Linked DNA regions of Homo sapiens: region 1 is linked to region 2. The links are chromatin contacts, found by POLR2A ChIA-PET in ENCODE. All regions are on one chromosome and are shown on one strand. Each heading gives the region's core, a stretch centred on a gene start or an enhancer-like site at or near the end of the contact. The rest is flanking DNA. Distances are from core to core; before and after follow the strand shown.

Region 1 (2,700 bases), core at 74-2,573, 960 kb before region 2:
CCTGTGCAGCCCATCAGGGAGTGGAAATTATCTCATTTTATAGGCAAAGAAGCTGAAGCCTCAGGAGGCTGGATAACTTCTGTTGTTGGAGGTGCCAGAACTAGGCTTTAGACTCCAGTCCACTGGCTTAAGATTCATTTGGAAGAGTTCAGCTCTCTTCTCTCCGTCCCATGTCCGCATTTTGCCCATCTCCCCTGCCTTCATGTTCTCTCTTTCGCACATGTACACAGTTTTGGGGCTAAGGAAGTTGTTTGCCTTGCCCCTCCTCCTGGCAGAGATGGGTCAGGAAGGGGTCCCAAAGTCCAGCCTGCCAGGGAGATGTGGCCTGATGCTGGGACTCCCTAAGCAACCTCCTAGTGGTCCCTGTGCATGGCTCAGACCTAGAATGGTGGTGCAGAGCAGGACCACAGCCCCTGACTTCTGGAGAAAAGATGGTATTCGTCATAGCCCTCCAGACACACCCATGCACAACCCCTTTTCAGTCATTCAGGCCCACCCTCCACCATCTACACTGACCAGGTGTCCAGCTGTTCTCTGGACTGAGGCAGAGAAGGAAATCAAGCTCTTGGCAGCTGGTGAACCAGGCCTGTGGAGTAAGGGCTGGCAGGGGCACTGGGCTGTGGCTCCCTCAGCCTTTGCTCAGCCTCTACCCAGTCATGGCCTCCTTGAGGCCCGGCCTCCCCCTCTAGCTACCAGATGAGCAGACAGTATGGTGGTGAAGAGCTTGAGCTCCAGAACCAAACATACCTGGTCTGCCACCTCCAGGCTCCATGGCTCTAGGTAGTGCAGCCCACAAACTCAGTTTCCTCCTCTATACCGAAGAGACTGGAACAGCACTCACCCCTAGGGGTGTTAGGAAGATTGCATGAGAACTGTGTGTGTGGAGCACTGAGCCCAGCCCAGTGTCTAATGCCTGGGAAGACTTTCATGGAGTTATGTTGCTTTCCTGATGTGTCATCAGGGGCTGAGCTGTGTGTGCTACTGCTACCACCTCAGTACCTTGCACTGCGCAGCCCAGTCGTCTCCTGCAAAGAAGATCCTTCAGATACCCAGATGACCCTAAGTGAGCTTAAACTCTCCCACAGAAACATTCCCTGAACCCTCAGAGCATCTTTACCAGTAATTGCTTCAGAACTGGTGCTTCATGGTCAGAGTGTTTAGGGGAGCTGTGGTAGATTTGTCACCCACCAGGAGATTTGATGTTTGGTATCTCAGAAACAAAATGAGAACAGGATATGGTGAATGGTTAAGGTTACAAAGCCACCTTGCGCGTGGGTTGACCCAAGATCTCTGCCTTCAGCTGAATACAGAGGTGACAGGTACCCTGTGGCTTGTCAGTGGCAGGAAACCTTCTTGGAGCCAACATTTCTGGGCAAAGAAAGGCTGTTTACTGAGATTGTAGTCCTAGCTCTGTTGTGTGAGCTTTGGCAGGCATTAATCTCTCTGAACTAGTTTTCTCATCTGAAAATGGGGATGATAGTGCCAGGCCTTCTACAAAATGGCATTAGTTACCAGGGACCAACAAGGACTAGGCAGCTGGAAGGGGGTGCTGCTTTGAGAGCCCCTTGGAGGAGGAGGCCAGAGTGACTGCCCTGACCACTTCTGGGCCCCATCCTCTTCGCTTTGCCTCCACCCCTCCAGTAGGGGTAGCTCCAGGCTTTTCCCTTCTATGGCACCATCTCCTCAGTCCAGAACACCTACGGAGGACACCTGGGCCCCTAGCACCCAGGTAGCCCCTAGAGTCAGTGTCATCTTGTGTTCCCCACATCTCAGATGATGTGGCCATTAGTGGCCTCTGCCATATCTCTGAAGGGATTGGAGCCCATAAGTACTGCAGCCACCCCCAGGTGTTGGGAACTTGGTAGGGAAAGAGCACATCCTTTACCCTCCAACCCTGAGGCCACACCAAGGCAGTATGGACTCAAGCAGAGCCCACACCCAGCCTCATCCCCTCCCCCAAGGCCTCTGATGCCATGTGCTGGTGTGGACAAGCAGAAGGGAGAGCCAAATGGAAGGGAGAAGGGTGGGCTGAGATTGGGAACTGGCTCTGCCCCACACATGACCTCAGTCTCCTCTGTGGAATGGAGCCTGTACCAACAGCATCTTCTGCTTCCTGGGCTGTGATGTGGATGGAGTGAGATCAAGACGTGAAGGCCCTTTGTAATCTGCATGTGCTGTGCCCGCGTTTATTCCCCTATCCAGGGGAAGGGGTTGGTAAACTGACATCTACTCCAAAGAGTGGCAGGTAAGGGCCCAGACGCATAGGATCAATTAGTGGCTGAGGAGGCAGGGAAGGCAAAGAAAGATTTTGCTGCTGTGCTGTTCCTGGGGCCAGGCAGGCAGGGCTTTCCTAAGCTACAAAAGGCCAGTGCAGGGACCCTGGGAGGGGGCGGGCACCTGGTCAGGGAAAGCCCCATGGTCCCAGCGCTGCTTTTCTGTTGCTGTGGCCAGGCAGGCCCAAGCATGGTGCTTGCAGTGTGCTGGCCGTGCTCATGAGCACCCCAGGAGGGAAGGCCTTCATGAGCCAGTGGTGTAGGTGGTGAACCAGGGCTTGGGTCAGGGGTACTGCATCCCCTGCACAGGGGTACATGGTGGTGGAGCTGTCACTGAACACTGTCAGAGTGAGCCCAGAGCCTGCATTCTCATCACACCTTTCTGCATCTCTCCATGGGGACTCGTGGAAATGCTGCAGGGCCCTGT
Region 2 (2,700 bases), core at 57-2,556:
CTGCCACTTTTCCTGACTCCAGACACATGTAATGAACCAGACCAGCACTGTGACCTGGATTTGTCAGTGTGTGTGATGGGATTTCCCAATAGCATCTAACAGAAGCCATCTTTAGTCAAAGAGAAACAGGAGAGTGATGGTAATGTGAACCTCGGCCGATAATAATTAACTCTCTTATCTTCAGAGTATAATAAATACTCTTCTCTGGCAGGCCTAGGAAACTGAGAGGCCTAGGGAATGAAGCAGTCTGGGTTACAGAGGGGTTTTGTCATATACACCACCTCTAGTTTCACAGCTTTAGAACACACTACGATACTCTCAATATAAAAACCACAATGTAAGTACAATAACCTTTCTGGAATAACTTAAAAGACATGTATGATAGTATGTCAGAGCTTTGTCAGAAACTTTAGATATCACTGTACTGAAGAGAAGGAAAATGAAAGAAAGCAAGGGAAAGATTGTTGGCTTGTAAGTAGTAGGTTACCTCCTTCATTTGATATTTTTCAAGAGAAAAACTTTTTTTTTCCCTTTTTGGCTTCTTGATATTTATGCCCAATAACCTCAACAAAACTAACAGGATTCAACATTAGCCACCCTAAAAACACTGAAGTGTTTAACAGGACATTTCTGAGAGTTTTTGGCTTAATACAAACAAACCCTTAATATGTATATGAGGTAAGTAACATTCTAGTAATTATTTTACTGTAACAGTAAAGGACTAGAAAGGTAAGAAGCCAGTGGTTTCAGCATGGACTCTATAAAATCACATATTAAAGCCTTCTGACCCCTTGCCCATCTGGAAGGCACCCAGCCCTGCACCAGCTACCAGAGACCTAGAGACTAAGTGAGGTGGATGCAGACCCAAAGCCAGCAGTTCCAGTGAGGTAGGGGAGTTTCACCATAGGGAGCAAACAGTGAGGTAGAAGCGGGAGTAGGGGCACAGGAGTGTCAATTAGCATTCAGGTTTAAAGGCGACCTCAAACCTGGGATGAGCAGAGCTGGTCAGGCCAGAGAGGCAGGAAGATTCCAGGCAAAGCAAAACCTGTGTGAACGCCCATGGCAGTGCCCACCCTATTTGTGTAACACTAAAAGAAATCTCACTTAGTAATATAGGTGGAAGAATGAATCCCAAATTAATCAGACTATGTTGTTACATAAAATTTTGCCTCTCTAATTATGTACTCCTCCTTTACCACTGTGAGCCAGCAGAATCCCCTTTAAAGTCCCCAAGAGAGACTTCATTACTGCCATAGCAACCTCGCTGTTCCCTGCCTTTGCTGGACTCAGGCACTGAGCCAAGAAAAGCAGCTCATTTATGGTGAAATAATCAAGTCAACAGGGACCAGGTTTTTACTTTGCACAGCCAGCAAAACACAACCTGTTTCTAATTTAAACACTAAGCAATCAATATTAAGTCCCAGGTCTTAAGTGCTTAAAAATACATCTACAGAGATTTCTGTGTACACAAATCCAGCCAGAGATGCTTACACTCAAAATGTTTACCTTTCCCTGAATGTAGTGGGCACATCCTCCTGGGTGTGACTAATTTCTTTGGGATTAATGCACTAACTCTTCTACAGCCTTGGGAGATGATTTATAGAGCTTCCCAGGTCCAACTGTCTAAATTAATCTACCTATAAAACCATGCATGCCCCTGGCCAGGCGTGGTGGCTCACGCCTGCAATCCCAGCACTTTCGGAGGCCAAGGCGGGTGGATCACCTGAGGTCGGGGGTTCGAGACCAGCCTGACCAACATGTAGAAACCCCGTCTCTACTAATAATACAAAAATTATCTGGGCGTGGTGGCACATGCCTGTAATCCCAGCTACTTAGGAGGCTGAGGCACAAGAATCACTTGAACCTGAGGCAGAGGTTGCAGTGAGCTGAGATCGCACCACTGCACTCCAGCCTGGTCAACAAGAGTGAAACTCCGTCTCAAAATAACAACAACAACAACAAACCCATGCCCCACTGGTTTTTTTTTGACACTGGGTTAAAGTGGAAATTTTTACCTATTTTTAAATGGCTTAAAACACACACACACACACACACACACACACACACACACACACACACACACACCCATTCTTCCACCATAGCCAGCAGTCAGACAGAGAGGAAGGTTTAGAGACTCATGAGCCCAAGGAACTCTCCTGTAACTGGATGGTGCCATAGCTGTGCAGTGACTCTGGGGAGGAGGCTAGGAAAACGGAAAGCAATTGTTCAGGGTGGGGGATGGGGTACAATGCTTTAAGCAACATAAGAAAGCCACAGACCCCATATTCTGCTGATGTGTGAAGACAAAGGCTGGAATAGAGAAATGAGGATTCCACTTCACTACTGGGCACTCACAGCCCAAGGACTCTTTCTGACAAATTTAGACAGAAATGTAGACCTGGAAAAGGCCTTAGAGACCATCTCCAGAGGATAAAAACCCAAATGGCTATAGGGGTCAGCAAGGTTACTACATGTATCTGAACAAAGGGCCACATATAACTAATAGAGAATGATGGAAGCTGTGGCAAACTTTCTAGCCCTGATTTAAGGTCCACCTTAAAAAAAAAAAAAATCCCTACATGAAACAAAAATCTCCCAGGTGGGATCTGACCTGTGGGATGACACTGTGAAACCCCAGATGGTCTAACTCTCTCATTTTACAAGAAGGGAGACCTTATCTTTTTTTTTTTTTTTTTAATG

What was found. ChIA-PET counts read pairs that join two places held with the same protein, here RNA polymerase II (POLR2A).
Region 1: POLR2A ChIA-PET joins it to region 2 with 20 read pairs in activated naive CD4-positive, alpha-beta T cell. The contact joins two enhancer-like sites. POLR2A ChIA-PET finds 5 or more read pairs at or near these places in 2 of 52 experiments (activated CD4-positive, alpha-beta T cell and activated naive CD4-positive, alpha-beta T cell).

Annotation. Positions count from the first base shown.
Region 1 is chr3:45,949,439-45,952,138 of GRCh38, reverse strand. The region is part of intron 14 of FYCO1 (FYVE and coiled-coil domain autophagy adaptor 1); the gene reads left to right. Among named protein-coding and RNA genes, the nearest start is that of CXCR6, 7.3 kb to the right of the region's middle. Within about 2 kb of position 1,323, at least 5 of the 41 ENCODE cell types and tissues checked have a DNase peak (open chromatin) inside an H3K27ac peak, as active enhancers do.
Region 2 is chr3:44,994,242-44,996,941 of GRCh38, reverse strand. All of the region lies in intron 3 of EXOSC7 (exosome component 7), which reads right to left. Among named protein-coding and RNA genes, the nearest start is that of EXOSC7, 19 kb to the right of the region's middle. Within about 2 kb of position 1,306, at least 10 of the 41 ENCODE cell types and tissues checked have a DNase peak (open chromatin) inside an H3K27ac peak, as active enhancers do.